2 separate regions of the Homo sapiens genome follow, and region 2 is linked to region 1. Evidence: chromatin loops called from intact Hi-C (ENCODE). Cell type or tissue: MCF 10A. All regions are shown on one strand. Links, peaks and the distances in the headings refer to the core of each region. The heading gives the core; the rest is flanking DNA. Region 1 overlaps LMX1A (LIM homeobox transcription factor 1 alpha). Region 2 has its middle 15 kb from the start of LRRC52-AS1.

What was found. Hi-C counts contacts between places; a loop is a spot of excess contacts. Peaks named below come from ENCODE experiments on the same cell type or tissue, not always from the same donor. Only the 100,000 strongest peaks of a DNase experiment are listed, where the experiment ranks them.
Region 2: it touches region 1 in a loop (13-fold over the local background); 19 of 110 quality-filtered maps call a loop at or near these places.

The regions. Positions count from the first base shown.
Region 1 is chr1:165,250,835-165,267,372 of GRCh38, reverse strand. All of the region lies in intron 3 of LMX1A (LIM homeobox transcription factor 1 alpha), which reads left to right. Among named protein-coding and RNA genes, the nearest start is that of LMX1A-AS1, 43 kb to the right of the region's middle. RefSeq lists an enhancer at 12,964-13,536. In MCF 10A, for the core only: a CTCF peak has its summit at 9,260 (motif pointing left); DNase peaks (open chromatin) are centred at 7,432 and 9,232.
Region 2 is chr1:165,588,983-165,605,520 of GRCh38, reverse strand. It overlaps the pseudogene TRK-CTT13-1. Among named protein-coding and RNA genes, the nearest start is that of LRRC52-AS1, 15 kb to the right of the region's middle. RefSeq lists silencers at 2,986-3,146, 9,131-9,338. In MCF 10A, for the core only: no CTCF peak of the experiment used is centred there; a DNase peak (open chromatin) is centred at 7,230.

The DNA.
Region 1 (16,538 bases), core at 5,662-13,661:
AAAAAAATGGAGTATTGACACATGCTACTGAACACATGTACCTCGATATATGCTACTGAATGCAATGAACCTAGAAAACATTGTGCTAAGTGAAAGAAGATAGACACAAAGGGCCACATATTATATGATTATATGTATATAAAATATCCAGATCAGGTATATCAGTAGAGACAGAACTCAGATTGGTGGTGGCCCACATTTGATGACAGGGAAAATGGTGGGAAACTGCCTAATGGGAAAAGGGTTTTATTTGGAAATGATGGAAATGTTTTGGAACTAGATAGAGGTGGTAGTTGTACTACATTGTGAATGTACTGAATATCATAGAATTGTTCCCTTTGAAATCTATGAATTTCTCCTCAATAAATAAAGGAAAGAAGGAAGGAAGGAAAAGAGAAAGAAAGAGAGAGAGAGAAAAAGAGAGAGAAAGAAAGAGAGAGAGAGAGAAAGCAAGCAAGCAAGCAAGCAAGCAAGCCGGGCACAGTGGCTCACGCCTGTAATCCCAGCACTTTGGGAGGCTGAGGCAGGCGGATCATGAGGTCAGGAGATCGAGACCACCCTGGCTAACGCGGTGAAACCCTGCCTCTATTAAAAATACAAAAAATTAGCTGGGCGTGGTGGCGGGTACCTGTAGTCCCAGCTACTCAGGAGGCTGAGGCAGGAGAATGGCGTGAACCCGGGAGGCGGAGCTGGCAGTGAGCCAAGATCGCGCCACTGCACTCCAACCTGGGCGAGAGAGCGAGACCCTGTCTCAAAAAAAAAAAAAAAAAAAAAAAAGAAAGAAAGAAGAGAAAGAAAATTAGTTCATCCAGCATGTTGCTTCTTTGCAAAATGCCCTCCCCTGGTTTCCAGAGGAAAAGTTGAACTCCTCCCTGTGATTTACAAGGCCTCTCTGACCTATCTAGCCTTTCCCTTGTAAATTCTCTAATCTCAGCTCTTACCTCTCTTTCTTTTGCCCCATCTTTGCCCCAGCCACACTGGACTCTACTATTTGTCCAAAGTGCTGGTCCTACTTCTACCTCAGGGCTTCTGCTCCTGCTATTTTCTCTGCCTAGAATGTTCTTCCCACAGATATTGGTAAGGCTCATTCCTTATCAGCTCCTTCAGATGTTTGCTCTAACGTCAGTTATCCAGGGAAAATTGTAACTCCTCCAGACCTGGCACTTCTCATCCTCCTTTACTCCTTCATTTTCATCCATTGCACTCATCTGACATTTAGTTGGTACCAATTTGTTTTCTATCAAATGTAAACTCCAAGGTCAAGGATTTTCCCCTAGTGTGTTTACTGTTATATTCCTAGAACCTGCAGTAGTACCTCAATATTAGCAGCTAGAATCATAGGCACCCAATAAATATTTGTTGTATATATGAATAAAACCCCTCCCTTAAATAACCAATCATTTAGGTTCCCTGATTACCTTTTTCACTATTTACTAATTATAAGGATCCTTGTGTGTCTTTGCGGGAGGTGCTATGAAAGTCATATTTCTCCCAGTTGTGCCTATAAATTAGTTGGTCATGAACTTTAAGTTGTTTTCTCGTTGGTGAAGCTGTGTTGTGGGTTTTGTCTACCCCTTTTCCTCTGCCCATCTCATGCAGTTTGGGAAAGAAATATTTTTCTTCATGGAGTTAAGGTACTGACCTGTTCTTGGAGGAATTCAGCCCATGACTGAAGTCTAAATAGCACTACATTTCAATGACAATAGCAATGACTAGGTTCTCTTCCAGGGTAGCTCTCATTGGTACAGTGCAATGGAGGTTGATGCCAGTGTGTATGGCTCCCTGTTCACAGTGGAAAGACGTGCAGGGCTCAGGGAGGCACTCGCTTTTGAGTGCCAGAGAAGTCTCTTCTTCCTGGATGTCTGGGGCAGTATCTACAAGCCTTTTGAAAGGGAACTCCACAAGAGCTCCTCTGCCTCTTCCTTTGCCAAAAGGCAAAAGTCTCCCTGCCCTTGTGCCTGGCTCTAGGTAATCTGCCAGTCACTGAATGATAGAGGCAGGTGTTTCTCTTGGAACCAGCAAGAGAAGCCTCTGGCCTTATCTTTTGACTTGGAAGAACAGGTCTGCAACTTCCTATTTTTGCAATTGTAACTTGGAACCTGAAGGTCCAAGCAGGGAAGGGGTGGACCCCTGGGGCTCCTTTTCCATTTTTTCTTTTTTTTTTTTTTTGAGACAGAGTCGCTCACTGTCGCCCAGGCTGGAGTGCAATGGCACGATCTCGGCTCACTGCAAGCTCCACCTCCTGGGTTCCCGCCATTCTCCTGCCTCAGCCTCCTGAGTAGCCGGAACTACAGGTGCCCGCCACCATGCCCGGCTAATTTTTTTGCATTTTTAGTAGAGACAGGGTTTCACCGTATTAGCCAGGATGGTCTTGATCTCCTGGCCTCGTGATCTGCCTGCCTCGGCCTCCCAAAGTGCTGGGATTACAGGTGTGAGCCACCGCGCCCGGCCTTCCTTTTTTATTTCGAGGCAGGGTATTGTTCTGTCTCCCAAGCTGGAGTAGAGTGGCTTAAACATGGCTCACTGCAGCCTCGACCTCCTGGGCTCAAGTAATCCTCCCCTAATTTTTAAATTTTTTTATTGAGACGGGGTCTCCCCAAGTTGCCCAGGCTGGTCTCAAACTCTTGGGCTAAAGCGTTCCTCCTGCTTCTGCCTCCTAAAGTGCTGGGATTATAGGCATGAGCCACCGCACTAGGCCTCCTTTTCCTATATCAACATTCCCTTTAGTTTCACCTTATAAGATCTGAGAGTGCACTGCCGCAGCAAAATGCAGACATCCCTCAAAGGTCGTGCTGTCTTGAAGACTTCTTCTGGTTGAGGACACCCTAACTTGTCATTATTTATTTCCATGGTTGGGAGGGGCTGTTATAAAAAATTCCTCCCCAAACTTCTGGCTGTAGCATGCTGTGTGGATTTCTAGTCTAAGGCAGCATGTATGTGTGTGTGTGTGTGCGAGCATATGCATGCTTTATGCATGTCTGTACACATAACTAGTCACTGTGATTTTAAACCAAGAATCCTGTTTCACAGGGATTTTTGTGGTTCTTTAGCTACTCATGTCTGTCCCTCTTCTTTAATCCTCTGAATGGAGCTGGGTATGGGGAGCAGAGCCATATGAAAGGCATCCAAGATGAAAATTATATTGCAGACTTGCACATGAGTTTTGTGGTTGGGGTGCTGGTGGGGGCTGTGTGCAGGCTTCCACCATTCCTCCTGTTTTTTTTTATTTTTACCCAGTCCCTCCTTGCTTGTTTCAGCGTAAGTCACAAAGTTAATTGATGCTCTCCTGGGTTAGACTCATCCTGGATTGTTGATCTCATTCTGGATTTTCTTTCAAGTATTGGAAGGGAAACTCTTGCCTTTCCTTTCTAGGTAAAATATTTCAATATAATTGATAACCTTCTTCATTCAGCACTACCATATCAGGAGCTTGTGTTGATAATGGTGGTAGTATTACCTTGTAGTCACACAGAGCTTTTAATTTGCAAAATACCATCCTACCATTTGATGAGGACAACCCCAAAGCTAAGTTAGGCAGTGATATAATGGCAGACTTGATTTAAATCCTGGCACCCCCAAATACTAGCTGTGTAAAATTGAGCAAATTACTTAAACCTTCATAAGTCTTTGTTTTCTTGTCTGGAAAATGGGAATGAAATAGATTGCTAAATCACAGATGAGGGGCATGATCTGATTTAGGTAGTAGGATAACCCTGAGTGTTGTGCTCAAGATCAGCATAGCAGGTGACAAGAGGAAGCAAGTGGTCCATTGAGGAAGTTGTGGAGGTAACCCAGGGAAGATATGGTGGAGGCAGGACTATAGTGGGAGCTGTGAGATAATGCAAAATGACTGTCCTGGCTATTCTTTGAAGGTGGAGCAGAAATTGCTTGTTGGCAGATTGGATATGAGATGCGGAGGATAAAGAAGTCAAAAGTGAGTCCATGATGTTTGTCTTGAGCAACAGGTAAGATATAGGTGCCATCCATCAATGGAAATGGAGAGGTTGTGGTTGGAGCAGATTGGAGCCAGAGTGAGGTGGGTGGGAAAAGATCAGGAATTTTATTTTGGTTTTGTTAAGTTTGAGACTGTGATTAGAAATCCAAGTGAAGATGTTGAGTAGGTAGTTGGGTATACAAGTTAGATTCAAAAGAGCAAGCTGGGGTGGAGATAGAAATGTCAAAATCATTTAGCAAATGTATGATATTTAAAGTAATGGGACTGGATAAGATCCCTAAGGGGAGCGAGCATAGATAAAGAAGAGAACTAAACATTTCATGGTCAGGGAGATGAGGAGAAATTGGTAAGGAAGAACAAAGCAGGAGTGACCAGGTGGGAGGAAAATCAGGAGTGAGCAGTCCTGGAAGCCAAATGATTGATGATGTCCAAGCCTGCTGATGGGCTTAGTACAATGAGGACTAAACACTGTGGAGGTCATTAGTGACCTTCACACGACAATTTTGTTAGAAAAGGTGGGATAAGTACCTGATTGGATTGGTCTAAAAAGAAAGGAACTGGAGATAGTAAATAGAAGTAATTAAAATTTTTTTTTTTCTACAAAGGCCATCAGATAAATGAAAAGGTAGCTGGTAGAGGAAATGGAATCAAGAGAGGAGTATTTTTTTTTCCAAAATGGGAGAAACAAGAAAAATATTGTAAAACATATTTGCAAAGAGGGAGAATATATGATATAGTTTTTGAGTAAGCATGAAGTGACAAAGTTTAGCACCTAAGTGGAAGAGTTAGCCCTTGATAGGAGTGTAGGACATTCAAGAAATCAAGTGGGAAGGGGTATCCCTTTGGCAAGTCAATATGAAGAGACTTGAGCAGGATTGCATTTGGCATCATATAATTCTGTCTTGACTAATTTTAATAGAGAGCTTTAATTTTTCTCACGAAGAGGGAGTCCAGAAGTAGGAAGTCCAAGGAAGGTGTAACTGCTCAAGAAAGTTTTCAAGAATTCAGGCTTCTTTCTTCTTTTTCTGCATTCTTAACAGGTAGCTTTCATTCTCTTAGTTCCAAGATAGCTGTTTTATCTCTAAGTATTGCATTTTAATTCCAGGCAGAAAAAAAGAGAAAAGGTAAAGAGCAAAATGTATGCACCAGCTGAGATTGTCTCATTTTATTAAGAAAACAGTAGCTTTTCTAGCGCTTTCCTCACCAATAGAATCCATGTACTACCTCACATGGCTACCCCTAGCTGCAAGGGAGGCTGGTGAGAGTTTCACTTGGGAACATAATCACCTATATTTTGGTTATAGAAGGTAGAGCATAAATGATGATTGTGTCTTCCAGTTTAAAAAAATTATAATTTTTTATTTTTAAAAAAGTATGGTAAAATACACCTAACATGAAATTTATCATCTCAACCATTATTAAGTGTACAGTTCAGTGGCATTAAGTACATTCATACTGTTGTGCTACTATCACCACTGTCTATCCACATAAGTCTTTTTATCTTGCAAACTAAAACTCTATGCTCATTAAATAGTACCTCTTCATTTTCTTTTCCTGGAAGCAACTGTTCTACTTTCATCTCACTGAATTTGACTACTCTAGGAACTTCCTAAGTACCATCATACTGTATTTGTCTTTTGTGACTGTCTTATTTCACTTATCATAATGTCCTCATTATGTTGTAGTGTATGTTAGAATTTTCTTCCTTTTTAAGGCTGAATAATATTCCATTGTAGGCATATACCACATTTTGTTTATCTGTTCCTCTGTCAGTGACACCTGAGCTGCTTTCACCTCTTGGCTACTGTGCATAATGCTGCTATGAACTTGGGCATACAAACCTCTCCTTGAGTCCTTGTTTTCAATCATTTTGGCTATATATGCAGAAGTAGATTGCTAGATCACATGGTAATTCTATTTTTAATTTTTTTGAGGAAACTCCGTACCGCATTCCACAGCATTGCACCATTTTACATTCCCACTAACAATGCACAAGAGTTCCAATTTCTCTACATCCAACACCTGTTATTTTCTTATCTCTTTGAAAGTAGCCATTGTAAGGGGTATGGTGACTTCCAGTTTTTAGTGGATGGAAGGAGAGTTGAAATGGAAGGATGGGGAGAGAGTTGAAGAATAAAAAGTGTTAAAAAATTGAAGGATATAAATATTTTTAAAAATCAAGAAACAAGAACGGTGTCACTTCCACCGGATCAGACTTTATTGAAACTTCTATGGGGTTCTCGAGACATCTGAAGTCTAACATGAAAGGAAGGCAACATAGTTCTGTGATAAAGAGGCTGCTTTGGGGATTCAGGACCCTGAGCTTCTGTGCACAGGCTCCATTACTGCTGGATTTTGGAGTGTGTATAATGTGCCACATTCTGCTGTTATGCCAGTTTTGCCCTCTGTATAATGAATGTAATTGAATAAGATCACAGAATTTGACCCCCTTCTCAATTATTTCAGAGCTAAGATGTTTACACAAGATTGCATGTGCTTTGAGATCCTTGAACTAAAGGCATTCTGGAATTAAATAATCCAGAGATATTTTCCACCCGTCAGTTAGAAAGGGAAAACCCCATAGCAGCTCCCTGTGGTTTTTATGCCACAGGGAGATTTTTACTCAGATTGTCAGTGGATGCTTTTCTTTTCTTGTTTGCCTCCCCTACAAGACTGGGTGACCCTTGAGAACAGGAGTCATGTTTAAGGAGGAGGATGATCATCATAGCTGTCAGTGTTTTGAGCATTGTTATATGCTAGGCAGTGCACCAGATGATTTAGGAATGTAATCATTGGTTTTCAGAATAAATTTAGTTCCTAATATAGTGCTGCTGGAAACAGTTGATTCTAGGAGCTCTTCAGCTGTGACACTATGGCTTTAAAAAAAGTTTCTTTTTGGACATATAGCACAATGGTAATAATAAGTGAAAAGTGATGTTGACCAAAGCAAACAGGATTTATGGAGAGTTTGGTGTGGCTTGCTGAGATCCCAGAATCTTCCCCATCAAAATACCATCAATAATACCCTTGTCCTTCCTGTTATCACACACACATGCACACACACACAGACACACACACACACACCAGGAAATATACATTCTTTGCAAGAGTATACATTGTATTGGCCACGTGCCATCCAGCCAAGCCAAAAATTGTGGAACAATAGGAATCTGTGCCCAGAATATCAGCTAAAAATACCTCATTTCTTCTGCTCTGTTGTTTTCTGGGTATGTTTAAGAGTGTCCCAGGAGGCTAATGAGGATGAAGCGAAAGGAAAACTGACATTTTCAAAGGAAACCAAACCTTAACTCCCTAAAAGGAAAACGGATATTTTCCATATGTCTGTTTTATGTTTCTTGCCATTTGTGCATATCTGTGTGGCAATATGGAAAGTCTATAAGTTGTGCCACCTTGGCTTGAGTTATTGAAATCCACACTTTCACCACAGTCTTTTGCTCTAGGGCTTGACTCATAGATACTTTTCAGGTTTCAACAAAGAAGAGGGGGAGGAAAAGAAAGCTTCCAAGTAGGAGAGACTCACTGTCCCACACACAGTGCACTCATTCAGCTTGTCTGACATTGTCTACTCATTTAGTTGTTCAGAACACTGCTTAAGAGCCTGGAGGAGTACCTTTTCATCTCTCATTGGGCCATGGTATAATCTCTTTAGTTTCTTGATCATTGACTAAGTCTCAGGCTCTGTCTGATCCTCTCAGCAATCATAGCTTTCTTTGTGGTCTGAGGTAGATTATTGCCCCTTTATCGGCCTTGGTTTCTTTCCATTTGTAATATGAGGAGAGAGGTTGACTGCTCTCTTGGTGGACAGGAGGTCAGATAGCCAGGGAAGCAAGGCAAGGATAGGGATGTCTCAATACGTGTCCACACAATAGTCAGCAGCCTCTGTAAGAAGCAGTCATATGAGAACCAAAATGATGTGGGGAAATGGTCTGTTTTAAATATTTGCAAGGTAATGTCAGCATTAACCAAATAGCAACTGTTGGCTCTGGTTGGCTAAACATGGAGCTGACAACTTCCTGAACATATGCTGGGTGTTAGGCAATGAATTTGTGTGTGGGTCAACACTCGTGGCCAGTGTCAATATTGACCTTGGGTTAGGGTAGACCATAGCCATAGCTGCCTGAATGAGATGTACCCTCAGTTTCCTCTCAAGTGTTTGGCCTTTCACAGTTGTTTGTTGGTGTCTTCTCCAGTAACATATGAAAGGCTGGTTGAAGTTTGATTTGATTTGTTATAATAATGAGGGACAGAACCTTGAGATACATATAAAGTTCTATTTTTGGCTCAGTTGGCTGTCTTGAAATAAATTATCTTATATAAATATTTACATGGGCAGATATGGTAAACTGATTTTAATAAAGGGAGTTAATGGCTACTACTTATTGAGAGCAGCTAGTATGTGTCAGATACTTAAAATACACTACTTACTTAATCTCCAAAATATCTCATAAGGTTGTTATGATCTCATTTTTAGAGATAAAGAAGCCGAGGCTCCAAGAGAGTTTGTAACTTGCTCAAGTTCTTAAAGATAGAACCAAGGTTTGAATACAGGTTTAATCAGATGTCAAAAGCTGTCCTCTTCCCACAGTGTCTTGCTGATTCTGGAATGGACACCTTGCGAGAACAAGAAAAGCACTTAGTTAGTCTACCATTTCAAGGTAGAAACCACCCATCGCCAGCAACATTTGTGATAGATGAAAAACCATGTGCATTACCCTGCCTTTCTTGGTGAGGCCAGTGCCTTGCGGAGCCTCTGGGACGTGCAGACATCATACTTAGCAGTTCTCACTCCCACTCGTTCATCCCATTGTATGGTCCTCCTTATAGCTCCCCAGGAGCTGCAGGCAGACAGAGACCCTGATTGGCTCTGCCAGCCACTTATTGTTTCCCATTTTCTCACCACTGCAGAGTCTTGAGACTGTCTCCTATAGAAGATCCTGCCACTCTATTGTCCATGCAGACTTTCCCACCACCCCAGGACCATGTGCTCAGTTGCTTATTGTGGTGTTGTTGGCTCAGCCTCAAGGACAGAGACCTTGAGCCAGCTGACAAGGTTGCTTGTGTCACTACTTCTAAGGCCACAAGCCATGCTTTTGGTTCCCAATACTTTTGAATACCCTTCTCTCACCATCTCTCCTTCAGTTTAGCCACATGGTCTCCCAGACTCCCAGCAGCAGATTTTCCGGCAGACAGTTTTGGCTTATGGCCAATCCCTGTCTCTGCCTGGATGACCTCAGTTACCAAGTCAACATGGCACTGAATGAATGCTGCTATGCTGCCCCCTGGTGGAGAGGTGGAAACTGAATGATACACAGATTCCTGCCTTGTTAAAGAGCTGCCCCAAACCCTCTGTTACTTTCTAAACCGGAGGGTTCATATATCTCATCAAAACTCATATCGGTGGTGCCTGGAGAAAGACAGCTGAACTGTAGTAGACTACTGTCCAAAGCTACAGATGGCTGTGATTTCTTATTTTGGTGGGGGCAAACACAGTACACTACAGTTGGCTCAAACTGGCATCAGGGTTTTTCATGGGTTTGCCTTGTCCTCCATCCTTCTGCTTTTTTGTCTATGTTGTGGAGGCTTTGAGAAGCTCTTTTTAAGGTCTGCAGGACTTTGGGATGAGGTTGATGAAGATCTTAGCCTCTCTCTGGGTGGACTTCCTCAGGTCTTCCTGGGTCCAACCCTGTCCCCATTGGCTACATTTCTGCCTATATCTTGAAAAGAATGACCTGACTTGCCAGGCTCCCAAGGGAATGGGGTTCCAGCAAGATTTGTCTTGTTTCCCAATCTCTTTGGAGTCACAGTAGACTCTTGGCTGGTGGTGTTGGGTCAGAGTGTCCCCACACACTATTTGTTCCTAACCCACATCCATAGAGGGTAGGCCTCTTTCAGAAATCCCTTTGGGTATTTTGGGGTCCATGAGCTGAGTAGCCTCAAGGGATCAACTTTTTTTTTTAACTCCTGCCTTTCACCTACCTACATGTCTGCAGTGGAGTCTCAAGACCTTCTACAAAACCATGGGCCTGTTTCGTGACCCCCTCATGAGCTGAGGCTGCCATCTTAACTGCTTGATCTTTCTACATGTTTCTCCTATGAAGACAGTGCTAGAGAGCATGTGAGAGAGAAATACAAAACAGGACCCATGAGTTCGCCATCCCAGAGTGGTTCTCTCCTACGGAGAGAACTGAAATATGGTCAGATTCTCTTTGAGTTCATAAAATAGTTCTATTTACCCCATCCCACAAATTTAGTTAGATAATGGGTAAAAAGAATATCACACTTTCTAGCACTGAGTGGGTACTCAATAAAGATTAATTCTCTTTTTCCTGTCCTCCACAAGCCCCCTTCCTTTGCAGAAATATGATTTTTGGAGCTGAAATATGTTCTAACAATGAAGACACTGATGTTCAGAACAGTAGGGTGATTTTCCTAAGGTTACACAACAGGCACTGAAATCCAGGAGTCCCTAGGGTGTCTCGGTGTGTTGTCATCTTGCTACCGTAATGCCTGCAGTACAGGGGTGTGCTGTTGCATCCCGAAATTCAGTGCTTCTTTGTTGATTGTCATAGACTTGTCCACTAGTAGTTTCTCAGGCATCAAACCTTCATATGTGCTTTTGAAACATTCTTGTCTCCTTGGTTACAGAGGAGGCTTCTCAACTCCTGTAATAAAAGCTTGAAATATAAAAATGGGAGTAAGAAATTATCCAGCCTAGTGGGTTTCCAACCTGCCTTAGGAGCAAAATGTTGTCTTCCAATGATACTCTTCTATTAATAGAATAGATATCATGTCTTTTGGCTTTAGCTGTTTTATATTTATATATATTTGAATGATATGGTTCTGGAAAAGATTTTGTTTAAGAATTACCATAGCAAGGCAGTGTCATGGTAAAACACTATCTGGAGACCTGAATTTAGGTGTGAATGGAGTGGGTTTCTCTGGTTGAAAGTGTGTGGAGACCTAGGAAACAGAGTCATCCTTCCTCCTCAGCCTCTAAGTTCTTGACAACTCTGATCTAGGACAGAACTTTTCCATTGAGAAATGGATGATAAGATAACCAAGATTCAGGGAAAGGTGGTGGCTTTTCTGAGGTCCCTTGGAAAAGGCAGCACTTTTGAGCCCAGATTTCTCATGCCAAGTCCCGTGTTCTTTCCCCAACACCTCACCTAGGGCAGGATGGCTGAGTTTGGTTACAAGAAATACTGCTTCGATCCGATTTGGTGGAGAGAGGGAGAGACGCCCACGGCTTGGTGTAAGGAGCATGTTCTGCCTGCACCACGAGCAGTGTGTCTCCTTGGTTCATCTTCTGGGTCAGCACTATGCTCTGGAGATGCAGTCATGCCCATGTCAAAGTCATGCCCACGCTCATGCTGCGGAGGAAGTGTTCTCTTAGAATGGAACTCACAACATTCTTTTTTTTTTTTGAGACGGAGTTTCGCTCTTGTTGCCAGGCTGGAGTGCAATGGTGTGATCTCGGCTCACTGCAACCTCTGCCTCCCGCGTTCAAGCGATTCTCCTGCCTCAGCCTCCTGAGTAGCTGAGATTACAGACATGCACCACTATGCCTGGCTAATTTTGTATTTTTAGTAGAGACAGGGTTTCACCATGTTGGCCAGGCTGGTCTCGACCTCCCGACCTCAGGTGATCCGCCCACCTCGGCCTCCCAAAGTGCTGGGATTACAGGCGTGAGCCACTGAACCTGACCAGAACTCATAAAATTCTTAAGCAACAAGAACGATGTTTGAGGCAAGAAAGAAAAATCTGCAAAGGTCAAATGATAAAGGCCCAAAAAATTGCACTACACCTTATAGGTCACAAAGTACTCCATGTACATTTAATCCTCATTAGTCCAGAGATGAAGGCATCATTATTACCTTTTACATCAAAGCAAACGGAGGCAGCAAGTGATGAAGTGGTGTTCTCCCAGTCATGCTGCCTGGATGTGGCAGAACCTGAGAACCCAGGCTCTCTCACCAAAACTGAAAGTTATGCATCTTATAGCTTGCAGCTGTGCAAGAAGAGATGTAAGCAAGGCATTGAATAGCATTTCAGCCAACCTCTATTTTCCTGCTTGGCAGAGTGAGTGGAAAAGAGAGAGTGAGAGGAGGTGCAGGGAGAAAGAAGAAAAGAAGATGAAGTGTGAGACAAAAGATTCTGTGACCTTTAGCCTAAGCTAAGCGCATAGGTCTCTTCTTTGTGCTATTCCCAGCTATTTCTCTCTGCATATCCCAAACACATCCTACTGAGGTCATTTATTTAGAGTCTGCTGCCTTCCAGAGAATGTGAACTCCCTAAGGAGAGGGACAGCCTTATTTATCACGGCATCCCCAGAGCCTTCCCCACAGAGAGTGATCAATAGAGGAACAGCACTGAGTGCTTAGTCTCTGCAACTAGTACTGCCATGGATGCTTTTCCAGGAGGTAGATACTATTATTCCCATTTTACAGGTGAGGGAATTAAATGCAAAGAGGAGATAAGGAATCATTTGCAGAGCTTTCAGGGGTAGGAGAATTTATGACATCAAGGAAAGTTGGGTGGTGTTATGTATGCCTTGATGAGCTGGACATCTCTGGAAGCCTTTTCCAGCTTGCCAGGGCACAGCCAGGCTGCCAGGCTCTGAACCCTCAGCGATGTCTCATTAGCATTCAGTGGGGGAAGTAACCATGGGGGATGCCATCCAGAGCATTAGGAAGAGACAGGCTGTGTTTTAATTATGACCTGGACTTTTGAACAAACCCTTTTCTCTGCTTGTCTGAGCCTTAGAGAAAACAACTTGTGGGAGGTGTACAGTCAGCAGCTGGGTCCACAGCGGTAGCCGTACAGCTGTGTATACATCTGGCACACAGGTGGTGGACCACATGCACCTTTTCTCCTTGAATTACTCTGGGGTTAGTGAAGATAACAGGAGTCAAGGTAGTAAGACGAAGTTGATCTGGTTTGAACCCAGAAAGGGAGGGAAAAACAGAAGGAGAGAAGAAAAAAACAGGACTGCCCCACTCTTCCTGGTCTGTAATCCCCAGTGACCATGACCATTTCAGGATTTGAGCCCAGACAACTCCCGCCACTTCCTCTAGCGACTCCTGAGTCAACATGGTGGGCTTTCTTTGTTGAACTCACTCCAACCCTCCCTTCTCCAACTTGGGGGAAATTTTTGGAGTGGGGGATGAAATTAAGAAAGCAAGAAAAAGAGGAGGAGATTAGCAGGGTGGAAGTTAGACAAGCACAGATGCTACCACCTGCTGTTGCAGCTTCTCAAGTGCTTGTTGACTCCCTGGGAGCATTTGCCTTGAGTCTGTTTAACAGTTAATTCCAGGGGAAGGGGAGGAGAAGGAGAGCTTGGGGACAAAGGGCCTTTGACCAGCTCCTGGAAAAGCATTGATTAGTTTGCTCAGGTTGGCAAACAGCAACCGGGGACTTGGGGCCCAGGGATGAACTGGGTGGATTTTCTGCCCAATGACAGCATCCAGCATAGGGGAGAGGGAGTCAAGGCAAATAGTCAAAGGACTGATGTGCCAGAGGTTTAGACATAGAGAGAAAAACCACACTGGGCGAGAGGACAGGGGAAGGGCAGCTGGAACCTGGAGTTCCAGGCTCTATCATACCTGTTAGTGATAAACGAGCCATTCCAACCCCTTGGACTATCCCCCAATTTCACTTCCTTTCTGAAGCTGAGAGGCAGAGGAGAAGCATATCGAGATAGGTTATTCTGAGGTGCTTCTGATGGCCAAGGGCAAGGAGGACTGGTGTGGTGCTTCCAGGCAGCTGTTGAAAGTAACACAGCACAAGCACTTCCAATCCTGCAGCCTGGCCTCTGTTCCAGGAGGCTGTTTCCTGAGAGGTGGCTTCATCATCTTTTCCAAGCCTTGCCTTCCTTCACTCAAAGAATTAGAATGGCCCTCTTTTTTTGTGTCAACCTGTGAGTAATGCCTCCCTGGGAACTTCTCCTTAGCTTCCCCTTCATTCCACCCTCAAAACTCTTGTCTTCTTCCAGGAAGCTTCCAAGATAAACACACAGTGCACATGTATTGACTTAGAATCATAAACCCGCACAATTTAGAGTTGGGAGGTGATTAAATATTATAATTATATATACTATAGCTTTATGCCATTCTATTTTATATTCATGGGACATTGCTTTGTATTGTTCTTTTATCCTGTTTCCTAAAGGTAAATCCCTAAATGTAGATATGATTTATCTATTCGTTTATGTGTTTGTTTACTCTCTCCCACTAGCATGCGAGCTACATGAGGTCAAGGATTTGTCTGTCTTGTATCCTCTTGTGCCTACAACAATTTCTACCACATAACAGACACTCAGTATATACTTGTTTATGTACATGAATGCTGTTGGGATGGTGGTTTCTTTTCCTGCCCTCCCTATAAAGACACAGAGTTTGGTATATTTCAGGGTGCATAGTGGATGCTTCTGAATAAATGAAAGAATGAATGAAAAGAATAAATGATTGTATGAGTGCATGAATGAGATTTTGAGTGAATGGATTGGCAACCCTTAGGCCATCATGGTAGTTGGCCTGTGTATAGGAAAATGCTCTTCAGTTGTTCATGTTTTCTTAGCTACTGCCAGGGTGGGGCTCATTAGCAGAGCAAGGTGGCCTCATCTCCCTGGATAGGCTCTGAGTCAGCTCATATCTAGCTTTATAAAGAGGAGAGTGGTGTGGAGTTTTATCTGCTCTCTCTGGCCATTCTGTGCCCCCTTGACTTTCTCTCCTGTACGCTATCTGACCTTTCCGTATCTACTGACTTCTCTGTCATGTGGGTATGAAAAGAGTGTTTTTGAAAGTATTTTTGCCTCTATTTTGCTGCTACTTTAAAAAGAAAAAAACCTCTTTATTTTGGAAATAGTAAAATGAATGCTATAGTGAATGAATCCCAGAGATATTCTTAGGGTATATTGTCTCTGTGCTTATGCCAAAGTTGTGACAAATGCAATTATGGTATCATCAAGCAATTTTAAAAAGAAAAAAGAAACAGAGGGATCTGCTTTAAATTTTAGTTTTTTCATAGGTTGCCCTGAACTATGATTTCTCTGGAGTGACAAGGAAGAGAAGAGAGACATCTTTATTGGATATCTATTATGTGTCAGCTCCTATGCTAGACTGTTTATATATATTATGTTATTTCAGAAAGAGGGTGAACAAATTAGATCCATGAGTCAAATAATATCAACTTTTAGTGAGTACCCACCATGTGTGAGAGTATATAAATATTCCATAGGCCTTGTTCTTGAAATAGGAGCTGTTGACAAGATAAGTTATAAACTTGGGAAAAGTAAAATAATAAGGCAAGAGTAAGATAATATTTTGAGCCAGCAATTGCAAACTCTGATGGTAGAATTTTTGTTGCTGGAGGAGACTGGCCTAACATCTTAACAACAGACAGAAAAAAGGAAATATGAAGGGGCGGGCTAAACAACCTGCCCAAGATTTTGCATGGTTATCTGTAGAGCTGGCAGCAGAGCCCAGGCCTCCAGTGCCCACCACTTTTCATATTGTAGTTTTGAGACATCTCCGGATAACTGTGGAATGACCCACAGAGATAGTTCCTGGTATCATCATTCAAAGGAGGGGCAGTCACTTCAGGCTAGGGGGCACAGATCAGGGCAGGATTCAAGGAGAAGATGGAAGCTGCTGTGTCCTGAAGGGTGGTTTGGGTTCAGATATATTAAACAGGAAAGGAAGGCTTTCTAGAATGGGGAAATGGCATAAACAGGCCCAGAGGTAGGAAATGAGTAATTTTGTATACTGGAGTCTTGGCATTATCATTACCTGCCAGCTCTGACCACCAGGACCCTGGGAGCCATGCCCCATGCTTTCCTATCTTCCAGCTGTAGGCTCTGCCCCCTTCTTTCTGTCTTACCTCTGCTGTATGAGTCCTGACCCTGATAATTTCTCAGCTGCTCACTCATCTCGCTACCTCCATTTCCATTCCACTTTTCATACAGCCAAGAGTTCCTTTTCCAGAACTTGGATATTACCGTGTTAAAAAACCATTCAAGCCTGGAGCAGTGGCTCATGCCTATAATCCTAGCACTTTGGGAGGCCGAGGTGGGAGGATCACTTGAGGTCAGGAGTTCAAGACCAGCCTAACCAACATGGTGAAACCTCATCTCTACTAAAAATACAAAAATTAGCTGGGCATGGTGACATGCACCTTTAATCCCAGCTACTCAGAAGGCTGAGGCAGGAGAATCGCTTGAACCCAAGAGGCAGACATTGCAGTGAGCCGAGATCACGCCACTGCACTCCAGCTTGGGCGACAAAGTGAGACTCTGTCTCAGAAAAAAAAAAAAAAAGCCATTCAATACTCCCAATTGCTTGCCAGATGATGTCCAGCTCCTTAGTGTGTGATTGGGTCATGACTTAACCTCACCTGTCACCTTTCTGGAGGTACCTGCCTCTAACTTGGTGGAGTGCACCTTACAACCTGAGCATCCATGCCTGTTCGTGGCTCCAGGCCTTCACACAGGCTGTTCCCTCCCCTGGGACTGTCCCTCCTCCCACCCCTTTGTGCCTGCCAGCCTGGCTTCCTTACTGTCTTTTGT
Region 2 (16,538 bases), core at 4,178-12,177, 340 kb before region 1:
CAGCTGCAACCATTACCATGGATTACAATTTCCAGCTGTCAGCAGCTGCTATTCTTTGCCTGAGGGCACTCTCTGACTGCTGAAACCACTCTACCTGGGCATGCTGTAGATAGTGAATAACCTGAGGCTCCTCCACACCCCGCAGCTGCCTCCCAGATTGTATTTTCCAACCGGGTTTGGGTTCCTCTCTCTCCTTGTGCCACAGGCCCACGTATTTTCCAACCGGGTTTGGGTTCCTATCTCTCCTTGTGCCACAGGCCCACATGGACACTATATTCTAGTCAGTAGGATGTAGTTCCTCCAGCGGGTCATTCTGTTTCACATCTTTGTACCTTTGTACATGCTGTTCCCTCTGCTTCAATTCTCTTCTCCCATGCCAATCTTCTCCAACAATTCCTCTCATTCTTTAAAAATGTCTAAATGACCATCTCTTTGAAGCTTTCTTTCCTAGTTTCAGGGGTCTTTTTCTTATGTTCTTATAGCCCTAGGACATAATAAATATCCATTGAGTATTTGAATTAAGTATGGGCAACAGCAAGTAAGGATCCCAGGCACCAAAGCTCACACAGTTTCAATTCTGAGTGTCCTTCTGCCTCCATCAGCAAATTTCTTCCAGGAAGGATCCAATCTTAATAAGTTCCAAGCCAGCAAGTAGACACAGGGAAGCAGATACAATCTGGTTGGAGGCAATAGGAAAGGGCAGAAATATGAGACATGTCTTAATAACTCTCCCTATATTAGTTTTCTGGAATTACATAGCAAAGTACACCAGCTGGGTGGCTTAAACAACAGAAATTAATTTTCTCATAATTCTGGAGGCTGAAGTCTGAGATTAAGGTGTTGGCAGGGTTGGTTTCTTTGAAGACCGCTTTTTTTTTGGCTTGTAGATGGCCATTCTCTTCTGGTATCTTTACATGATCTACCTTTGGTATATCTGTGTCCTAATCTCTTCTCCTTAAAAGACACCAGTCATATTGGATTAGGGCCCATCCATATGACCTCATTTTACCTTAACTATCTTTTAAAGGCCCTCATTCCAAATACAATCACATTCTGAGGTTAGGACTTCAGCACATGAATTTTGTGGAGACACAATTCATTCCATAATACTCCCCCAATATAGAGAACCCATGTTCCTAACATTAAGTCCTGAAAAAACAACAGAGGTATCAATCCTGAGAGAGAGTTTCCAGGCTCTGGAGTCCTTAACTTGAGTCATGGGCTTTGTTTTTTAAACCTGTCTCTCTGTTTAAGGCCAGTACTAGAGGGCTAATAGGTTAAAGTCACAAAATGATTCTATTCCTTCATAGCTGTTATGATATCCCATAGCTAGTCTAGAGACCAAACTCCATCTAGGAAGTTCCTAGGACTGAGGGATGTTGTTGAGGTTGATTATTGGGAGATGAAGAAAATAACTGCAGTGAATTTCCAAAGATTATGCAGTGTCTCTTCCAGATTCGGAGTGACCAGGCACAGGCATCAGGGTTTGCAGAAAGAGCTGACTCAAGTAATCATTAACTTCTACCCAGAGCATCCTGGACACTGACATTTGCAGTGTCTCCGGGCTCTAAGAGGAGGTAATAGGGGCACTGGAAGGAAGCCACTCCTGAGGGAAGGATCACAGGGTAGTCTTTCTGCTGGGACCCTGTGCTTTGGGAAGTTGCTGAGCCCTTCCCACTCTAAACTAGCCATGTCTTTGGCTGAGGCCACTCCCTATTATTATTTTTTTAAAGACAGAGTCTCCCTCTGTCACCCAGGCTGAAGTGAAGTGGCGTGATCTCGGTTCACTGCAACCTCTGCCTCTTGGGTTCACGTGATTCTCATGCCTCAGCCTCCCAAGTAGCTGGGAATACAGGTGCATATCACCACACCCAGCTAATTTTTTGTATTTTTAATAGAGATAGGGTTTCATCATGTTGGCCAGGCTGGTCTCGAACTCCAGATCTCAAGTGATCAGCCCGCCTTGGCCTCCCACAGTTTTGGGATTACAGGCATGAGCCACCATGCCCAGCCCACTCCCTGTTTATATGTAGTCTTTGATTGAGGGACAGGAAACTGTTCTGCCTCTTCAAAAGGTCTGGAGAGGAAGGAGTTGTAGAGAATGCTCACAGAAGTGTAAAGCAATCCTATTTTAGTTCTTGATAGCCCCTGTTCCCCTAAAATCAGGAGATACTTTATTATTCACTTGCTGCCAGACTTCCATTAATTTATGAGAGTCATCATTGTAATAAGGTATAGAACATAGAATATTAACATTGGAAAAGACTTAAAGATCTAGTCCAGTCCCTCCTCCCCCTACTATTTTTGAGACAGGGTCTCACTCTGTTGCCCAGGCTGGAGTGCAATGGCATGATCTTGGCTCACTGCAGCCTGAACTTCCTGGGCTCAGGCAATCCTCCTGCTTCGGCCTCCCGAGTAGCTGGAACCATAGGCACAGGTGCATGTCACCACATCCAGCTAATTTTTTGATTTTTTTTTTTTGTAGAGTTGGGGTCTCACTTTCTTGCCCAGGCTGATCCCCAACTCCTAGGCTCAATCTATCCTCCAGCCTTGGCCTCCCAAAGCGCTGGAATTATAGGTGTGAGCCACAACACCTGGCCCAGTCCCCTTCATTTTGCATATGAGGGAAAAAGAGGAAACCAACATTTATTGAAGTAGATATTTTACATGTTACAAATCCTACAAGATGGATATTACCCTCATTTTATGGACAAAAGGATGCCACTCATAGAATTAATTAACTGGCCTAAACATACAAGCTATGTGCTAGGGGTGGGATTAAAATCCAGGTCAGTCTACTGACTCCTAGGCCACTTGTCTTTGGGTAATAATTCCTTAACAAACATCCAGTCAGGCACTGCTTTCTCAATTTTAATGCCCTAATCTATTTCCTCTATAGAAGATCATATCATCTAAAAAACTCAAACTGACTACTCAGGAAACTCTTGAAGATTACATAAAGTCAATCAACAGCCTTCTGTTACTCAGCCCTGTTGGACCCCAACGTGACTGGTGAAATGGCCAAACCAGTGGACTCTGCTGCATGCCTCACTTAGATTCCACTGAATGTGTGACTTGGAGATGCAGTGGAGGAGCTCACTTTTCTATTTTATTTATTTATTTAGTTTTTTTTTTTTGAGACAGAGTCTCACTCTGTTGCCCAGGCTGGAGTGCAGTGGTGTGATCTTGGCTCACTGCAACCTCCGCCTCCTGGGTTCAAGCGATTCTCCTGCCTCAGCCTCCCAAGTAGCTGGGATTATAGGTGCCTGCCACCATGCCTGGCTAATTTTTGTGTTTTTAGTAGAGGCGAAGTTTCACCATGTTGGCCAGGATGGTCTCAATCTCTTGACCTCGTGATCTGCTGGCCTCAGCCTCCCAAAGTGCTGGGATTACAGGCATGAGCCACCGTGCCCTGCCGAGCTCACTTTTCTGAAGGAGGAATTGCCGAGTACAGGACCAACAAGCAGGGTCACCTGCGAGTAAAGGGAATCCATGCTGAAACAATGAGAATTGAGACCTATTGAAAGAAAAGAGGAACTAGGGAAAGAGGACCACTGACTACGGAATGTGGGAGAAGAAAGGCACGAGGGTGTTTGCAAAGACAGCTTTTAAGGGTGCTAAGTTGTAAGAGGGCAGGGCAGCAGAGACAGAGCCCTTATGCAAAATGGAGTCACTTGGGAGGAAGGGAGTGCTCTGTGGCTGTTGTCCTATGCCACCTTGTGGCCACTTATCACTTCTCATCAAATGTTCCACCTTCTCTTATTCACTTTATATTTCTAATTACTCCTATATCCTGGAAAGTCAGCGTCACTTGAGTTTCACCCACAGCAATGCTTAATTTCAGTGGTGGATCTCAGGACACTGATTTCTTTGGACTCTCCTTGGTAGTGTGGAAGGAATTGATTGTGGAATACTGAAAGTTACGAGAGAAAGAGGTGGAAAGCAGTCAAGGTTCTCATATATTTCTTTTTCCACTGTGCTGCTAACATACTCATAGAGAAGCTATTGTAGAGAATTTCCACTATCAATGGATGACAATTCATACTGACCCTTGTATTAAAGTAGAAATGAAAATGGATTATGATGCTTTTACTGAATTCTAAGCAAAAGCTTGTTTGCTTAATTAATGTCCTGGACACCAAGTAGAGCCTATAACAATAAAAGAACAAGTAACTATGAGAAAGAATGCCCCACTGTCTTTGCTCAAAGAATGGTTGTATCAGAGACACTCCTGTGGTGGCAAGCTGCTGTGGGTTTGGGATTATGGCTCTAGAATAATAATAGTTAATACCTATTTAGCACTTCCAAATGCCAGATGCTATTCCAAGCACTTTATATAATCAACCTATTCAATTGTCACAACAACCCTGTGAAGTTGGTGCCATTAGTATCCCCCTTTTACGGACAAGGAAGCTGAGGTTGAGTAACTTGTCTAGGGTCACCACATAGTAATCACCACAGTGGAAATCAGAACCCAGGAGTTTGTGCCAGCAACCACTAGAGTGTTCTGTCTTCCTTATACCCATGTTCTATTTACAACATCGAGTTCACATACGTCTGAACTCTGGCCCTTCCTCTGTGTATCCTACTATTTCTAGAGTTGTCTGCCCTACAGTGTCACTTCTCCTGACTAGGAGCTTTTGAGAAAAGGCTTTCACTTCAGCTTTTTCCACTCATCTTTGTTCTCCTCTCACCGCCTCTTTTCCAAACACTCAAACTATACTGATTCAGCAATGAATAAGAATGTCCAGGATATTGTGATAGTTTAAAAAATGATGGAAGAGTAGGAGTTAGGGAAGGTGAACCCTATTTGAGCCTTTCCTCCCCAAGGTTTAGCATGCAGAGAGCCATTTAGATGGCTACAAGGTAACATCAGAGAACAACATACACCAATCTGCCAACATCGTGGGGAGTGATACTGAGCTCTTAAGGCCAGTGGATCTGAGGTCCAGACGTTAACAATCTTCCTTGTCCCCTTAAATGGCTTGAAAGCCTGAAATATAATTCACCTAAATTCTAGCAGCTAGAGTGACTTGAAACATCAGTAAGGTAGACCAGCTATATGAAAAGAGGAAAGGAAGAGTCAGGAAACAGCAGAAGCCAAAAAACTTTCTATTTGAGTTGTTAGAAAATTAAAGAGAGTCGGCCGGTCGCGGTGGCTCACGCCTGTAATCCCAGCACTTTGAGAGGCCGAGGCGGGCGGATCATGAGGTCTGGAGATCGAGACCATCCTGGCTAACACGGTGAAACCCCGTCTCTACTAAAAATACAAAAAGTTAGCCGGGCGTGGTGGCGGGCGCCTGTAGTCCCAGCTACTCGGGAGGGCGAGGCAGGAGAATGGCGTGAACCTGGGAGGCGGAGCTTGCAGTGAGCCGAGATTGCGCCACTGCATTCCAGCCTGGGCGACCAGCGAGACTCCGTCTCAAAAAAAAAAAAAAAAAAAGAAAAAGAAAATTAAAGAGAGTCAGCCTGCTGTTTCTAGTACCCCTTTCTCTGTTATACCATTTCAGAGCTCTACGGAGAACAAGACGCTAGACTCCTAATGAAGATAGATTCCAGCTAAGATTCAAAAATAAAACAAGAAAAACTCCCGAGGGACCTATGGGGAACTGACTGGGCAGAGCTGCTCAAAGATGTGAAAATTATAGTAACACTGGTTTTATAAGTCAGAGCCCAGATCATCAAAGCACAACGTAACATGGGTATATCTCCATAATGGAAAAGGAAGACCTTTCCTTTTATTAATAATGTTCCTGGAAAAGCAACTCTATATATAGGGAACTCAGAATTACAGCACCCTTTGTGTAGTCAGAAACAAGCTTGGAAGTGAAGTAAAAACAGTATAATAATGTGAGCAATGGGAAGCGACTTCAGCAGAATGGAGGCAAAGCCATTGTGAGAATAGGAGAGATTCAGCCAGGCACCTTCAAAAGAGAAGGGAAGGGGGTGACACAATGATTTGAAAAGTACAAAGATGTAATGTATGTAGGGCTTTAAAAATTAACATTGTTTTTCCTTTCAGAAAATAGACAAGGTCTGCACAGCTAAGAACAATTCCATGTTTTATGTGCATTTGATGAAAAAACAACTGAAGTAAATCTAAAATAATTCTGACGAAGAACTGACCACAGTCTATGACTCCTGAAGGTTTCTGAAGAATGTAGCATACATGCTCTGAGTGTTGATTGGATGCAGATTCTTTGCTGGTCATTCAGGCTTCCTTCTATCCTTTCTCTCCTGGGCCTATGAGTTAAATCAGCCATAAGACTGACAAACACGCAGCTTGGATTTTCAGGGACAGGACTAATTTAAACCAGCCACTTTCTCCACAAGTTCAATAGCTTTTTTTTCCATCTTGTATCCTGATAATGGACCAGAAAATACAGTCCTTTTATCCATGAAACAAAAGCTTGCAGAATTTTCATTTCCTTCTATTTTCACCTCCATTGGTTCAGCTGTTGTCTTTCTTCTTTCAAACTTTTCAATTATTTCTTTTTTCTTTCCTCTCTGTTATCTTTCATTATTCTCGTATTTTCCCCCTGAAACTCTAGTCCTTGCTAGGTCTCACTAGTGTGCAGAATGGGATTGGCAGAATACCAATCACCTCACCTCACCTTCCCTCCTCCCCTCTTCTCCTCTCCCTTGATTTCCCCTCCCCTCCCACTCCCTCCTTTCTTTCCTTCCTTCTGACGGTATTCTCTTCCCCAGAAGCAGCATTTTCTTCTTCCACTCAGAACCTTACTTCACCAACATGCCCACGCCTTCCCTGAACCTACAAAATTAGTGAGTTTCTCATGAGACCTGCTGCAACTGTCCCCACCCAGGGCTGTCATTACTATTATTGGGTTGTTTTGTTTTTCGATCTCAGGAGCAAACTCTGGAGTCGAGATCCAGTCACCTCCTTCAGCACACGACGGCAGGGTACCCGCAGGGTGTGATCTCAGACACGCAGGGGAGGGCTCCGTGGGCCCCTCGCATATCCCAGCACTCTCACTTCCTGGGATTTCTCTGAAACCATCCTTTTGGCCCCACAGGAACACTCGACTTAAAAGTCTCGGCTCCTCCCTTAACTGGAAAATTGAGCTTTAGTCACTAACATCCATTTCACACGCCAGGGGAAATACAGCCCCCTTCTCCGTCCTGTTTCTGCACCCTAACCCCGCCCTCCCAGGCAAGCTGACCACTCAGCTCGGGCGTGGCAGAGCCTGATTGGTGGATCACAGAAAGCGCGCTAGAGAGGGCGGAACTCATTGGGCAGACTCTCCGCGCTTGGGAAGTGCAGTCGCTCACGCAGGGACTTTGACTGCTGCTCTGGGCGGCCTGTTGCCACAGCAACCGTTGAAGCTCTGGGCTGCTGAGGTCGCCTGGCAGCGCGCTGAGCCCCACGCAGGTCCCGGGCGTGCCAGGGACACAAACCCCAGTTCCTTCAGAAAGCCTTCCAGATCGACGAGGAGAGATGGTATATCCCCGATGGCTCCGCCTCGGCTAGCCGGGGGAAGCCCTTTTATTCGTCATCCCCAAAGCATTCTTATTATTCACCCTTAAAGTAAAAATCCACTTGCTTTTGACCGGGGCACAAGAAATACTTTTATTTTATGAGTCAGTGTAATTGTTTAAAATAAGTAAGCTCTGAAAAGGTCGGCAATCAGCCTTTCTGTCACTTCCCTACTTTTGGCCTTTTATATGAAAAACAAAAACAAAAACAAAACAAAACAAAAACAAACAAAAAACCTTTCCTGATGTTTTTTTATATACTTGCTAGACATTTACATTTTGTTATTTGGGTGCTTACAGTGTGTTTCCGCCCACGTAGAGAGATTACACCACGAATCCCTTCCACCTTCTGAGGAAGTAGGTGCAGTTTACCTACTTTCCATTTTCAGATATGTTAAAAGAAGCAGAAAGAGTAAAGGAATATGTCGAAGTTACTCCCGGTGGGATTGGGGCTGGCCGTTGTAAGGGACATTCCCACCATCTCATTTCGAACCACCTTGGTTTACAGAGAAGAGACCTGGTTTTCTGTCAGAAGGTGGAGGGTACTGCTGGAGGAAGTGGGTAATAAGCAGACAAAAAGGGAAAGTGGGAGAATGTACCCGGCATTCTTGGGTATCCTCAGTGTAAAAATATTTTCCTTTCCCGAGTCGTTTTTATTTTATTTTTATGTATGCATGTATGTACACATTTTAGCAAATAGTCAAAAAGCATCTGGAACTAAGTAGATCAATAAGCTGGTTGGTGCCATTTTCTTTTCTTTTCTTTCTTTCTTTCTTTTTTTGAGACAAGGTCTCACTCTGTCACCCAGGCCGGAGTGCAGTGGCGCTCTCAGCTCACTGCAGCCTCCACCTCCTAGGCTCAAGTGATCCTCCCACCTCAGCCTCCCAAGTAGCTGGGACTACAGGCATGCGCCACCACACCTGGCTCATATTAGTATTTTTTTGTGGAGACGGGGTTTTGCCATGTTGGCCAGGCTGGTCTCGAATTCCTGAGTTCAAGTGATCTGCCCATCTCGGCCTCCCAAAATGCTGGGAAACACAGCGCCCAACGTAGGGCTCAAACCCATGACCCTGAGATTAAGAGTCTTATGCTCTACCAACTGATCTAGCTAGACACCCCGTTTTGGAATTTAAAAAGAAAAAGAAAAAAATATGACTGTTAAAGAATGTACTGGTTTTCTTATGTAACTTGGAAAGTGATTCCAAAGAGGAATTCCATGAACGTTCTGATCAGTGTGGCAGCGTCACTTGGAATTAGATATGTAGCTATAGGGAGTCCTTTGAAAGACAATGCTCATTTGGGTGTCTAAATTTCGATAATTAAAATTAGTCCATCTTTCCTTCTTTCTTTCTCTCTCTTTCTTCCATCTTTGTCTCATTTTCACACAAAGGATTTGGAGAAATGGCTTAATAGAGTCATTTCATTTAAAGCTACTTTGAAATATAAACAATAAACAAACATGAAGTGTATTACTATTATTTTAGGCATTGCCAAATTTATTACTGAAGTTCTTACTTCAGGTGAAACCCCATCTCTACCAAAAAATACAAAAATTAGCTGGGCGTGGTGGCACACGCCTGTTATCCCAGCTACCAGGGAGGCTGAGACATGAATCACTTGAATCCAGAAGGTGGAGGTTGCAGTGACCCGAGATTGTGCCTGCCACTGCACTCCAGCCTGGGCTACAGAGTGAGGCCCTGTCTCAAAAAAAAAAAAAAAAAAAAAAAATTCTTCTTAGTTATCACTGATTATATCCTGTGGTATTCAGATTAAAAGAGGCTATAGGTATGTCACTGAAAAAAATTATACATCTAAAAATAGAAAACATTGAACAAAATAATTTCCTGTTGACTTTGTAATTTGAGAAATATATTTTTTAAAAATTTTATTTCTGCAACCTTTTGTAGGGATTCCTAATACTCTCTTTAAATTTTTAGTGCCAATGTTGTTAATGAAATGTATAGCTTGAATTGCCAGAATTTGGGGGTTTTTGGGTCAAAAAGAGTCAAATATTTGCAGTTTCATATGATTCAACCTACTATGTGAGTAGGGAAATTTTTATTTAAAAATATTTTTGAGTTAATCCTTTTTTGATATGTGATTATCTAATGTATTGGTTTTATAAGTTAAGATTTTATACACTTACAGCAGGACCCACTTAGACTTTACCAGACTTTTCTGTTTTGCACATGTGTGGTATGATATCCTGACTAGAAATTCAGGAATTTAAGGGCAACCAGAAATCTTTCAGCACATGTCTTTCACAGCATTAACCACAATCTTCCCTGACAAGTTGGAGGTTACTGACTTTGAAACATAGCCAGCTGCTGGGAACTCAATGTGTATTCTTTCCATGACCCTTAGAAACTGGCTTGTTTCTTATTAATGATTTTTTTTGTTTTGTTTGAGGCATGTTATGGTCCATTTTTTTTTTTTAGTTAATTTCCAGATCTTCTGCCATTCTTCTGGTACAACTCATTTTCTTTGTGGTGGGTCTTAGCAAAAGATACCGTGTACAGAAAAGGGGCTTCTGGAAATTATCATGTTTCAGCAACAAAATTGTTTAAACATCTGACAATCATTTACAACCAAACATCTCTGGTCTCATCCATGGAAAATATCACACATAGCAGAGAAAATTGAAAAGAGCTGGCAGAAGATATCTGTTGAGTTTGTATTGTGCACTATTCAAGTGGGTTCCTAGGAAACCTCAGACCAGGGTTTTTTTTTTTTTTTAACTTCAATTTAACTTATTGGGTCTGTTCCCTTATGCTGAAAGTGGGGGATCAGAGTCTGGTTTTGAAGGCGAACTTGAGAAATTAATTAGTCCATTCTCCTCCTGTCTGGAAACTCGGCATCATGATTGACATAGACCCTGACTCCAAGGGGCAGATGGAGGCTCTTTGAAATTCTTGGACAGGCAGAATGTCTTCTGCCATCCCAGAATGTGCTCTGCCTGCCCAAGAACCCTGCTCATGAAGTCCAGTCTCAGGTACCACTGTGCTGAGGGCTCTGTAGAAGGAGCACCTCCATATGGTTTGGACCAATTGTTTGTCATCCTAGGGAGTAAGCCTGATCTTTTAATTCCTGGTTAGAAACTTTGACTGTATCTTGTCTTTAGGAGTCCATTGGCCTGTAGATTTCTCTAAGTCCATTTTTCCAGGATTGTTTTTGATAAGAAAAAGTTGTAAGGAACCCTGGTTAGCCTGAAAATAAGCCTTCGAGGTAAATAGGTTTAATCCTAGGATGTGACTAGCCTTTGGTTCACAATGACATTTCCATCTGCTTTAAAGACATTGAACTAGGTAGGGGTGAGAAGATTCTGCAGCGTCTTAGGAACATGCTTCTGAGGGGAATAGTAATAGCTCAACTTTCTCTAATATGAGAAATGTGAAGTTATTGTTGAGCCTGATAGAGCATATTCTTCTAGTATATAAATCACACTATTATTAATGTAATCTGCAGGATAAAAAACTTTGGGATAATTAGTGAACAAATCAGTCACTCATAAGGCATACAACCAGAGAAAATCAGGCTTCATTAGTTTGCTCACGATGAGAAGCTCCCGGTTAATAATTATAGTTGTCTTAATTGAACCTCAGATGGCAGTTTTCTGCCTATCAACTGAGCAGGAAACAGATTTTGGTTTCATGCCTGTGATCTTATACTAATTAATGTATGAAATGCGTTTCTTTACAAAAGCATGTTTGCATGTCTTTAAACCGGCGCTATCCAGTTGAAATACAGTGCCATCCAGACATGTAATTTAAAATTTTCTAGTAGTCCTGTTAAAAAATAAAACAGATGAAATTAATTTTAATGACATACTTTATTTAACTGGATATAGCCAAAATAGTGTCATGTCACTGTGTAATCAATATAAAAATAATTAATGGGATTTTAAAATTTTTATATGAAGTCCCAGAAATCCAGTGTGCATTTTACATGTACAGTGCATATCAATTTGGACTAGCCTAATTTCAAGTACCAATGGCCATATGTAGATAGTGGCTGTTGCTACTGTACTGTATCTATAGTTAGACAGAGGATTTTAGAGGGGAGAGAAAAATGGGGCAGGAAGGAGAAAGGAAAAAAAAGAGCCCCTACGGGTTAAAGAGAATCTGTGGCACCAAATCTCCCGGCATAGGCATCCCCTAAAGCTTTGGTTTCCTTTATTTAACACCCCAGCAGGAGATTGTAATCCGAACAATCTTATGTACTCAATATTTGCCTTAAAAAATTTGAAAAGTGAGAATAGGTGGTTTTGGTCTGTTAAAATGAGAATGGGCTTTTGTGACAGGGCAGACAGACCTGAGTTCAAACCAGCCCTGCTGGGTCTGAGCTGTGAGCTTATGCAAATCTGTACCTTTTTTTGGCTACACTCTAATAATAGGGACCCAATAATGGAGACGAAAATGCTAGTCTGGCAGGGTTTTAGTGGGGATTAAATTAGATTCCTTATGTGAATGTACCTTGTTGAGTCAGTGTGTGGTGTATGGGAGGTGCTCAGTCTCCTGGTGCTGTTATCTTCCTCTTACTCCATCTGTTTTTCTAATAAGGGCGCTTTTCTTAGCCTTTATTCCCTCTATTCCCTCTTTCAGGATTTGAACTGATTTCCTACTCCACATTCACAGAATTAAGGAAAAGTACTAGAGTACTTACTCCTTCACATTCATGACTCTACTTTCCTACTCTACATCCTCAGTTTCTGCCGCACCCCCTGCTCATAGGATTTAGTTGTGATTGTGTTAGGACTAGAAAAACCTTATTGTTGAAGCACCAGTAATGATGGTAATAACAATTCAGTGACTACCTATTCCAAATCCATATGAAATTTTCCATTAAGTCGCTCTAAATTTGTTAAGACCAGCCGTACTTCCATTTTTGGTCGATAGGTGGCAGCATTGTCTAAGTCACTGATCTCTGAGCTGCTGGTCTGTCAGCCAGTTTCCTTTTTGGTGCTACAATTGTAATTTTCTATGGTTCATTTTCTTAACCTGGAAAACTTTTTCTTTTCGTCAAAAAGTCTAGGGTAACTGGCTGGGCGAGGTGGCACGTGGCTTGTAGTTCCAGCTACTCAGGAGGCTGAGGCAGGAAGAATGCTTGAGCCCAGGGGTTCGAGACCAACCTGGGCAACGTAGTGAGACTCTGCCTCAATTAAAAGAAAAAAAGTCTAGGGCACCAGACTACCATGCCAAGGTGCCTATTAAGCCCCATTGGGGCTGGGTCCCTGGTAGGGGCCTAGGAGGGTGATGGCAGGAAAGAGCACTTTCCAGTAGGAGATCCCCAAGGGTCAACATGTGAGGAATGAGAGTGGAGAAGTGGACCCAGAAGGCTGGATGAAAGCTGGAACAGCTTCTATAGACAGAGACTGCTGATAGGCATCAAAGACTGGTCTTCTGGCAGGTTCACTGTAATAACTGGGAGCGGTTTTATTGCTCTCATCCCCCCTTATAAGATGTGTCATCTTTAAATTAGAAGAATACATTTGAAAAAAATATTCTGTGTTTTTAAATATTTTGTCACCTGGAGTTTCTATGCATCTTCTCTCCCCTCAGTACAATGAGAGTTGGTATTCTGAATGACAATCTTAGGGAATCGCATTATCCGACTATTTGAATTAAAGAGAGTCTAATTGTATTTGCAAACTTAAAGTTCTTACAGGCTTTCTTTTGCATTTCATCAGGTGAGTTCATTTGACTTATTTGGTGTGGATCAAGTGATTAACCAGAGAACATTTGGAGAATGCAGGAAAGATGCCATAGACAAAATAAAATGAAAGAAAGCTTTGGTTTCTTTGATTTAACACCCCAGCAGGACATTGTGATCAAATATCCCATTAGCTTTAAAATGCATGTATCTTAGAAAATAGGATAGAAACTATTAGTTATTATTCCAGAGGATGGACTAAACCAGAAAAACTTTTGAAGTCAAGCTACATGAATTCTATGACTGATCATGCTAACAAAAAAGAGAGCAGGAAACCACTAGGGTTATCTTGGTTTGTCTGTATTCAGTCATTTATTTATATATTAAAAAAAATTGGGCCGGACACCGTGGCTCATACTTGTAATCCCAGCACTTTGGGAGGCCGACGTGGGTGAATCACCTGAGGTCAGGAGTTTGAGACCAGCCTGGCTAACATGGAGAAACCCTATCTCTACTAAAATAATAATAATAATAATAATAATAATAATAATAATAATAATAATAATTGGCCAGGGGCAGTGGCTCACACCTGTAATCCCAGCACTTTGGGAGGCTGAGGCAGGATGATTGAGTCTAGGAGTTCAAGACCAGCCTGGGCAACACAGTGAGACCTTGTCTCTAGAAAATATAAAATTAGCTGGGCATGGTGGTGTGCACCTATAGTACTAAGTACTATGGAGGCTGAGGTGGGAGGACTGCTTGAGCCTGGAATGTCAAGGCTGCAGTGAGTTGAGATTGCGCCACTGCACTCCAGCCTGGGTGACAGAGAGAGACACTATCTCAAAAAACAGAAACAAACAAACAAAAAACCTAGCCACGCGGGGTGGCTCAAGCCTGTAATTCCAGTACTTTGGGAAGGAGGTGGGAGGATCACTCGAGCCCAAGAGGTCAAGGCTGCAGTGAGCTGTGATCACACCACTGCACCCTAGCCTGGGTGACAGAGCAAGAACATGTCTCAAAAAAAAAAAAAAAAAAAAAAAAAAGGCCGGGCGAGGTAGCTCACACCTGTAATCACAGCACTTTGGGAGGCTGAGGCAGGTGGATCACCTGAGGTTGAGAGTTCGAGACCAGCCTGGCCAACATGGAGAAACCCGTCTCTACTAAAAATACAAAAAAAATTAGCTGGGCCTGGTGGCGCATGCCTGTAATCTCAGTTACCCAGGAGGCTGAGGTGGGAGAATCGCTTGAACCTGGGAGGTGGAGGTTGTGGTGAACCAAGATTGTGCAGCTGTACTCCAGCCTGGGCAACAAGAGCGAAACTCCATCTCAAAAAAAAAAAAAAAAAATTAAGTACCTTCCATGTGCTATGTATTGTGATAGAGGGAGGGCAGAGGAAGGAGAGTTGAACAATGAATGAAGCACAGTCCTTACTTGTAAGTCCTTACAATTTATTGGAGAAGAGAGACAAGCAAATCAGTAATTCTAATGTGGTAAGTACCACCATAGGGAAATACAATTTGTTATAAGAAATAGAGAGAAAGCCACTTACCTGCCCACTGGTAGCCAAGAAAGCCTTCACAGGGAGGTGACACAAACTGTCTTAAAAGGCAATAGGAATTATCTGAATTGGGTATAGGAAGTTGGAAGAAGGCTATTCGAAAGAAATGTGCAAAGACCTTTATATTAGGTGGCTCAATATTTGTGAGGAACGGCAAGTACATTGATATGAAGCTGAACCACAGGGTGTGAGTGCATTGGGGAATGAGAGAGTGGTGGGAAATGAGTTTGGACAAAAAGCAGGAGTGAGATAATGATGAGGTTTTCATGCCATGTTTAGTAGTTTGGCATTGTATCTTATAGGATTTGATGACAGATGGATGTGGGGGTAAAGGAGTGGGACAATTGTGGGATGATTCCCAGGCTTCTAATTTGGATGATAGAATGAATGTTGGGAATACAGAGGGGCAGGGTTATGGGAGGTGAGAAAGACAATGAGTTTACTTCGGGACTTTGAGGGATCCTGCCCAGGTGACAACTGACTGTGTAGAACTGGCTATCAAGAGAGAGATCTAGATTTCCAGTTGCAGATTTTGTTCAATAATAATTACCATTTACTGAGGACTTACACTGTACCAGATTTCATATTAATCCTCATGTTAAATCCTCTTAACAACTCCATAATCACATTTTACAGATGAGAAAGATCAAGGTAGGTGACTTGTCCAAAGTTACATGGCCAGCCAGAAGTAGGGCTGGAATGTGAACCAAGGCTGATACTACTAGCATCTGCATCCTTAACCACTGCTTTCTGCAGGAGCCATCCACATGGAAGTGGTAACTGCAGCAACAGGTATAGATGAGACTTCAGGGACAGGATGTGCAATGAGAATAGCAAATGACTGAGGCTGCAGTTCTGGAGAATACAACCATTTGTGGGACAAGTAGGAGAAGAAGAGCTCATACAGACGGAAAGAATTGCCACAGAGGGAAGAGGAAAATGAGGAATGGATACTGTCTAGAAACCCAAGAGGAAAATTTCAAGGAGGAGAGGGTCAACAATGGCAAATACCACAGAGATAAGGTAACTGGGACTGAACAGTATCTTTGGTCTTCCAAAGATACTTCTGTGACTTCCTGACACCAGGCCCACATTTCCAGTGGATGACCAAACATAAGCATTTGGGATTTCTACAGGCATCTTCACTTGCTGAGTTCCTTTTCTGTTGATAATATTATTATCTTTTCAGACATCCAGAATACACCCATCAGGATTATCTTTCATGTCCTTCTTCCACATGAGCACCAATGAGCAAATCATGTTGACCCTAACCTGACAACATTTCTCTCATCTACCTCCTCCTCTCCTTGCCTTCTCTGACACCACAGTTCTTTGCTTTTTACCCACATCACTGTATTTCTATCCTGATTAGTCTTCTTGCCTCTGCTCACATTCTCCTCTAATCTGCCTTGCCCAATTAATCCTTCGGAAGCCTCACCCTTGGCATACCACTCCCCAGCTCAGAAACCTTCAGTGGCTCTTTTTTATGACATAAATTCCCAATTCCTATTGAAAGCCATCTATAAAATGGCTGTCACTTATTTTTCTACCCCCCTCCCCAAATTATGTGCCTTGCAGCCTATTCTCCAGCCAGACTGAAACAAATGTGTTGTTTCCTGTGTTTGTTTCCTTAGATTCATTGCTTAGAACGATCTTTCCACCTGGATGCACTTTGCTATCATCTTTCAGGTTCAAATCCTGCCTACCCTTCAAAGGTCATCTCAAATACTATTTTCCTCTGTGAAATTTTTCTAGACTCTTTCCATCAGAGATAATTTCAGCCTCTCTGAACTCACATGAGTGTGGCACTTTATACCCCTCTTAGGGCAATTAATGC